Linked DNA regions of Homo sapiens: regions 2 and 3 are each linked to region 1. Evidence: read pairs that join two places in POLR2A ChIA-PET (ENCODE). Cell type or tissue: OCI-LY7. All regions are shown on one strand. Region 1 overlaps LINC01627 (long intergenic non-protein coding RNA 1627). Region 2 overlaps ZBTB5 (zinc finger and BTB domain containing 5). Region 3 overlaps ZCCHC7 (zinc finger CCHC-type containing 7).

Region 1 (2,500 bases):
GATTGCACCACTGCACTCCAGCCTAGGCGACAGGGCAAGGCCTTGTCTCAAAAAAAAAAAAAAGTTCTGAACGTGGAGTTTCATGCAGAGACGGCCAGGCCTTTGTACCCCCATGCAGATCAGTGGCTGGATGTGGGCTGCCCTGGGAAGGGTGTGACCTCAGGCTGGGTGATCTCAGCAGCTGAGGCTGTCCTACAGGGCTGGTCACTTAAGGCCGTATGCTGACCGCCTGCCCAGCTGCTGGGCAGCACGTCCTTCTTGGAAGGGGATCTGGGCAGGTGGCAATGACTGATGCCCACCAGGGCTGTGGCCTTGTCAGTCTGTGGGATAACACAGACCCTGCCTCAGTGGCTCCAGGGGAAAAAGAGACCATCTACGTGAATTGTTTAGCTCAGGGCACAGCACACAAATAAGAGCTCAAAAAATGTCAACCACTCTTGTTATCCCCATCCTGACCCAAATCACAGGATGACCCTCTGCTCTTCTCCCTCATCCTCGCGTACCTCCCCAGCGTCCAGCAAGTGTCCAAGCCTCACTTCCACACCTCCACTAATGGACAGGTCACTACTTCCCAAGGCAGCCCAAGTCACTGTTGAACAGCTTTTTTTTTTCCTGTGGTAAAATATACATAACCTACATTTTACCACTTTAATCATTTTTAAGTGTACAGTTCAGTGGCGTTAGGCACATTCACATTGTTGTACAACTATCAGCACCATCCATTTCCAGAACTTTTTTCCCAAACTGATACTCTTTACCCATTAAACAATATTCCCTCATTCCTCCTCTCCCCTGAACGCCTGGCAACCACCACCCCCATTTCTGTCTCTATGAATTGGACTGGACTGCTGTAAGCATCTCATGTGAGTGGAATCACACAGTATTTTTTTTTCCTTGTGTCTGGCTTATTTCACTTAACATAATGTCCTCAAGGTTCATCCCTGTGACAGCATATGTCCGGATTCCCATTTTTCTTTAAGGCTGAATAATAGTCCATTGCTTGTACACACCACATTTTGCTTATCCATTTATCTGGCCGTGGATGGATAGTTGGGTGGCTTCCACCTTGTGGCTATTGTGAGTGATGCTGCTGTGAACACTGGTGTACAAGCGCCTATGTAAGACCCGCTTTAGCAGGGCATGTGGCTCACGCCTGTAATCCCATCACTCTGGGAGGCTGAGGCGGGCGGATCACTTGAGGTCAGGAGTTTGAGACCAGCCTGGCCAACATGGTGAAACCCCATCTCTACTAAAAATACAAAAATTAGCTGGGCATGGTGGCGGGCGCCTGTAATCCCAGCTACTCAGAAGGCTGAGGCAGGAAAATTGCTTGAATCCAGGAGGCGGAGGCTGCAGTGAGCCAAGATCATGCCACTGCATGCCAGCCTGGGCAACAGAGTGAGACTCTGTATTAGAAAAAAAAAAAAACCTGCTTTTTTTTTTTGTTTTTGTTTTTGTTTTTGTTTTTTGGGGTTTTTTTTGATAGGGTCTCGCTCTATCACCCAGGTTGGAGAAGGTGCGATCATAGCTCACTGCACCCTCAATCTCCCGGGCTCAAGCAATCTTCCCACCTCAGCTTCCTGAATAGCTGGGACTATAGGTGGGCACCACCACACCCAGCTAATCTTTTTATTTCTTGTAGAGACAGGGTCTTGCTGTGTTGCCCAGGCTTGTCTCGAACTCCTGGCTTTAAGTGATCCCCCCACCTCAGCCTCCCAAAAATGCTGGGATTACAGTGATGAGCCACGCCGGCCACTGCTTTCAATTATTTTGGGTATGCAGAGGCGGAGCTACTGGACCATATGGCAGTTCTACATTTAATTTTTTGAGGAACTGCCATCTGGTTTCCCACAGTGGCTGCACCATGTTTCTCGAGCAGCTCTGAGAGAAAACGTTCTCTTTCATCACGCTGCATTCCCATGACGTCCTCACTGGCCCTTGGCTTTGCCCTGGGGACAGCCCTGCTGAGTCTTTTTTTTCTTTTTCTTTTTCTTTTTTTTTTTTTGAGACAAGGTCTAGTTCTGTTGCCCAGGCTAGAGTGCAGTGGTGCGATCATAGCTCACAGCAGCCTCGAACGCCTGGGCTCAAGCAATCCTCCCACCTCAGCCTCCTGAGTAATTGAGACCACAGTTGAGTGCCACCACACCCAGCTATGGTTTTTTTCGTAGAGACGGGGTCTCACTATGTTGTCCATGCTGATCTTGAATTCCTGCACTCAGGCAATCTGCCCACCTTGGCCTCCCAAAATGCTGGGATTACAGGTGTGAGCCCCCGTGCCCGGCCTCTGTTGAGTCTTGATGCCAACTCAGGAGCCCCGCTGAGCCCTCTGCTCTGGGCACGTCACCCATTCCAGTGCCCAGGGCCCTGACTGCCCACTTCACAGAAGTGCAGTGGCATTTTCTCTTGAGGAACCCCACCAGGGGGAGAGGGAATGGGGTCTCAGAGTCAGGAGCAAGCTCACCTGGCACTTGGAAGGAAACCCAGGACCTCCTGCCCACAC
Region 2 (2,500 bases), 72 kb after region 1:
CTGTGGAGCATAGATTTGTATGGGACAGTACTAACTGTCACAGGTATTTAGTGGAAATAAGATATACATGAATAACGATATTACAAAGTGGAAGGCACTAAGTGCCACATAAGAGGTGAAAGAACCTCTCAATGGTTTGGAGAAGGCAAAGGTTATTTCTAGCTTCATGGTAGCGTTGACAACAGAGCTAGGTCTTGGTTGGATTTGGACAAACCCCTAGACAGAGGTAAAGGTGGAGAAGGGGTTGAGGTGGGTAAAGCAATGTATTCGATTTGGCTGGAAAATAGTATGGCTAGAAAGGTAGGTATTGGATAGTGACTGCTCATAACTGATGTTAATAATTACAAGTCATCAGAAAGGTTAACCATGAGGCACATACTTTTGAACTAAAGGCTATCATCACTTTTGAGATTACTTTCTTAAAAAGTATTTTAGGGTTTTTTTCTTAAGTTTAAGCAGCACATCAGCCAGAGTCATTGGTTGCAGCAACAAAAATTGATCCTAAACATAAAAGTAATTTACTGAAAGGCTATTAGTTTGATCATGGAATTGATGGGAAGGCTGGATACGTAAGATTGAACTGGGAAGAAATTAAGCTAGGCAGCAGGAACAATCAGGTCAGAATGCCAAACATCTGTGCTGAACACAGCTACTACTAACCAAATGCTCACTCCAATGGAGACCCAGCCTCCCCTTCCCTACATCTGTTATTAAGTCTCAACTCTTGAGTACCTGTTTTCAATATGTGTGATAAAATGGGAAGTACACCTGAAGTTTTCCTCCTGCATTCTGAAATACAAGTTGCCTCAAGAAAAAGCACTTGTGCAGTTTTTGAGGTGGCTCAACTAATTGCTTTTCTCATGGGACACTATTTTTACTTGAAAGAACGAATGACAAACTATGGTTATTTAGAAGTATTTACCATTTTCTTGAAAATGAATGAAAAAATGAATGAAACAAGCCTGTTATTTTAAATAAGATAACTTAGTACTACTTATTGCCAATAAAAAAGTTTGAGAATTCAGGTGAAAATTAGTATTTTGGAAAACTTGTATCTGTCACTGTGAGCTTGACAGCTTCCCACATGCTCAAATTCTTCTGACAGATCATTGGTGATATTAATGAAATGTGATTTTTTTACATTGTATAATAAATGAGTCAACGTTTGGAAGATCTGCATAACTCTGAAATCAGTATTTTCCAAATGACCATGTAGCCATGTAACAATAATGCTATAAAACAAGGTATGGGTAAAAATTCATTCAAGGTACAAAACATAAGCTAATGTATTTTAATGCAACAGAATATGAAAAGTTCATTGACATAATTTCAGATTCCACATTGCACTAATCACTTAAGAAAATACCACTTGTGGAGTTTTGGTACAGTATCAGAGTAAGAATATCCAAAATTATCTGAAAAATCTACTGAAATAATCCTCCCTTTCCAACTACATATTTGTGTGATGCTGGAGTTTTTTGGTATATTTTAATCAAAATAGTGTATCACGGCAAAATGAATGCAGAAGCATTTAATGGAATCCAGCTGTCTTCTATTAAACTACATATTAAAGAGATTTACAAAAAATGTAAAACAGGGCATGGGCATGCCAGCCCCTGCTTCTCAGCCTGTACTCCCAGCACTTTGGGAGGCCAAGGCAGGTGGATCACCTGAGGTCAGGAGTTTGAGACCAGCCTGACCAACATGGAGAAAAGCCGTCTCTACTAAAAATACAAAAAATTGGTGGGGCGTGGTGACACATGCCTGTAATCCCAGCTACTCGGGAGGCTGAGGCAGAAGAATCGCTTGAACCTGGGAGGCAGAGGTTGCAGTGAGCCAAGATCGCACCACTGTACTCCAGTCTGGGCAACAAGAGCAAAACTCTATCTCAAAAAAAAAAAAAAGTTTTCTTTTCTTTCCAATCCCAACTGATGTGTAGCATAAACAACTTTTAAACATGTCTTTTACCCCTGACAGATCAAGAAACTTTTTTTTTTTTTTCAGGCAGAGTCTCACTCTGTTACCCAGGCTGGAGTGCAGTGGCACAATCTCAGCTCACTGCAACCTCCAGTTCAAGCAATCCTCCTGCCTCAGCCTCCCGAATAGCTGGGATTACAGGCGTGCACCACCATGCCCAGCTAATTTTTTTTTTTTTTTTTGAAATGAGTCTTGCTCTGTTGCCCAGGCTGGAGTGCAGTGGTGCGATCTCGGCTCACTGCAAGCTCTGCCTCCCGGGTTCATGCCATTCTCCTGCCTTAGCCTCCCAAGTAGCTGGGACTACGGGCGCCCGCCACCACACCTGGCTAATTTTTTGTATTTTTAGTAGAGACGGGGTTTCACCTTGTTAGTCAGGATGGTCTCGATCTCCTGACCTCATGATCTGTCCGTCTCGGCCTCCCAAAGTGCTGGGATTACAGGCGTGAGCCACTGCGCCAGGCCATTTTTTTTAATTTTTAGTAAAGACTGGGTTTCATCATATTAGCCAGGCTAGTCTCAAGCT
Region 3 (2,500 bases), 180 kb before region 1:
TCACTTTAAGCCTTTGAAATATACTTAGAATCAGAACCTGGTTACTTCTTACCCATCTACTCTGCCATCACTTTGTTCCAATTCACCATTATCATAGTTTGAACTGTTGGAGTGGTGTCTAGATTTTTGTTCTTCATTTTTCCACCAAGCAGCTAGAGAGGTCCTTTTAACACATAAATCAGACAATGTCATTTCTTTGCACACAGCTCATTCATTTCATGGCAAAAAAGGCTATATATGATATGGTTCTTTATCTTTCTGATCTTATCTCCTAATACTATCACCTATCAATGCTCTGCTTCAGCCACATTGACTTCTTTTTAAAAAATTTTAAAAAATATTAATAACTTTATTCTTTTCTGTTTTTACTGGGGCTGGCATAATAAAATACAACCGCAATTTTTTTTTTTTGAGATGGAGTCTCACTCTGTTGCCCAGGCTGGAGTGTAGTGGTGCGACCTCAGCTCACTGCAAGCTCCACCTCCCAGGTTCACGCCATTTGCCTGCCTCAGTCTCCCGAGTAGCTGGGACTACAGGCGCCCACAACCACGCCTGGCTAACTTTTTGTATTTTTAGTAGAGACGGGGTTTCACCGTGTTAGCCAGGATGGTCTCGATCTCCTGACCTTGTGATCTGCCCACCTCGGCCTCCCACAGTGCTGGGATTACAGGCATGAGCCACCACGCCTGGCCATTTTTTTTTTAAAGTTCCAAGTATATTCCTGTCTTAGAGCTTTTGCAGGTATCGTGCCCTCTGTTGTGTATGCTTTCCAACCTCAATATTTACATGGCTGTCTTCCTCAATTTTTTCAATCTTGCTCAAATATCATCAGAGAGAATTCCCCTCACCTGTATAAAATAACATCTTTGTCTACCCTTTTCATTTTCTCTCCCCCTTTTCTTAATGTTTTATATGCATATGTATGTATACACATGTGTGTATATATGTATTTAATGGTTTCACTCTACCTGTTAAAGAAGAACCCTTTTTGTTTCATTTCTGCATCCCCAGGGCCTAGAAACAGTACTCAAATACTTCTTGAATGCATGACTGAATAAACTGGATAAATATTTGTGTTTATAAGGGAAATCAGTGGGCATATAGCAGCATTAGGACTCTGGAGAAGTGTGGAGTAGTTAGGTAGGGGTGTGTTCTGGAGAGAATAAGTTACTGGAGTGGACATGTTCATGCTAAAGATTATTTGTGGGCAGATTACTTGGGCAGATAGTAATACATGAAGTCAGAAGCCTTTCTGGATTATTGGTTTCTCTTTGAATCCACCAAGGACAGTTTTTTTTTCTCTTCATTTGACCCCATGATATAGGATTAGGTTTCTTTCTTTTTCTGTTTCTTCTTCCTGTTTTTTTATTTATTTTTATTTTTTTATTTTTTGGCTTCAGAGTGAGCAAGCTTTCTTTCACCCTTTCTTGGCTCTCTGGTTTATTGTCATAGCCAGTCCTTTCCTGCCAGCTTGATTGTCTTCCCTCTAGTGGCTGGCTCTCATCTCCCTGGCTTCTTTTTTGTCAGGAAGGGTGTTGTGTATGTGCACTTTATCCCTGAATGCTAAGAGAGGACTTGTCAAACTGACAGTTGGTGTGACTGCTGGCTGCCACTTGACACGGAGAATGACATCTAAAAGTCTGCATTTGCAGCCGTGGACCTTCAAGAGACTCATAGAAGAGGCTGTACTTTTTCAGTGAGAAATAACCACATCTATGAACATTTAGTATTTATAATATTAAAATGTATCCTTTCACTAAACTATATTTAGCCCTCATACTGTTCATCCTATCTTATATTACTGATCTTTTTCATGTGATAAATAAGATTATGTAGAAAACACCAAGATTTTTCAGGAGTAGTGTATAATAATGAACAAGGTTTATTTCATTTGTTTCTTGTGTGCATTACATCATTCATTTCCCTCCCATTTTGACATCTGCAATGGCTCCCTGATATCTACTAAATATAACTATTTAACCAGCATCTAAGGCAATTCATAATATGCCCCAACCTACTTTTTAAAATCTTATTTCTTAGTCCCCTCACAGATTTTCTCTACCCTATTCCACTGGTTTCTAAACAGGTTTTTTTTGAAGCCTCTTAGGCATTCCCTTGGAAAGGTAGGGGTCAAGTCACCAGATTTCTATCCTCAACCTTTAGGCTTTAATCTCTTTTGCATATTTTGGTTTCTTTAAAATAGGGCTCTATAACTAAAAGAGGTTTGAAAGTCACTCCATTTGTCTGGTCAGATGATTAGTCTCTATGTCTTTCAGTCTGTCTCTGCCTCTTTCTCCTGTACACATACTCCCTAGGGCCTTATACTTAAACATTTTCTTGTGGCTTTACTTTTCTGTGTAGTTCCTTCTGCCAGGAATGCTAATGTCTCCAGTTGATCATTCATATAGTGAGTTTTGCTGGTTAGCTGGAACAGTGTGACAGTTTTAAACATTTTATTTTTATTTCTAAAGAATTTCCAGTAAGCTGGGAATTAAGTGTT

The links. Peaks named below come from ENCODE experiments on the same cell type or tissue, not always from the same donor. Only the 100,000 strongest peaks of a DNase experiment are listed, where the experiment ranks them.
Region 2: POLR2A ChIA-PET joins it to region 1 with 7 read pairs; 7 of 35 experiments call an interaction of 5 or more read pairs at or near these places.
Region 3: POLR2A ChIA-PET joins it to region 1 with 5 read pairs; 2 of 35 experiments call an interaction of 5 or more read pairs at or near these places.

Annotation. Positions count from the first base shown.
Region 1 is chr9:37,385,310-37,387,809 of GRCh38, forward strand. The region is part of intron 2 of LINC01627 (long intergenic non-protein coding RNA 1627); the gene reads right to left. The region is part of intron 2 of LOC124902153 (a long non-coding RNA gene); the gene reads left to right. Among named protein-coding and RNA genes, the nearest start is that of LINC01627, 8.2 kb to the right of the region's middle. RefSeq lists an enhancer at 177-677. In OCI-LY7, a CTCF peak has its summit at 1,066 (motif pointing left); a DNase peak (open chromatin) is centred at 1,092; H3K27ac peaks cover 1,358 bases.
Region 2 is chr9:37,457,571-37,460,070 of GRCh38, forward strand. All of the region lies in intron 1 of ZBTB5 (zinc finger and BTB domain containing 5), which reads right to left. Among named protein-coding and RNA genes, the nearest start is that of ZBTB5, 6.6 kb to the right of the region's middle. In OCI-LY7, no CTCF peak of the experiment used is centred here; no DNase peak of the experiment used is centred here.
Region 3 is chr9:37,208,648-37,211,147 of GRCh38, forward strand. All of the region lies in intron 2 of ZCCHC7 (zinc finger CCHC-type containing 7), which reads left to right. Among named protein-coding and RNA genes, the nearest start is that of ZCCHC7, 89 kb to the left of the region's middle. RefSeq lists a silencer at 1,425-1,719. In OCI-LY7, a CTCF peak has its summit at 1,509 (motif pointing left); a DNase peak (open chromatin) is centred at 1,534; H3K4me3 peaks cover 2,402 bases; H3K27ac peaks cover 2,500 bases.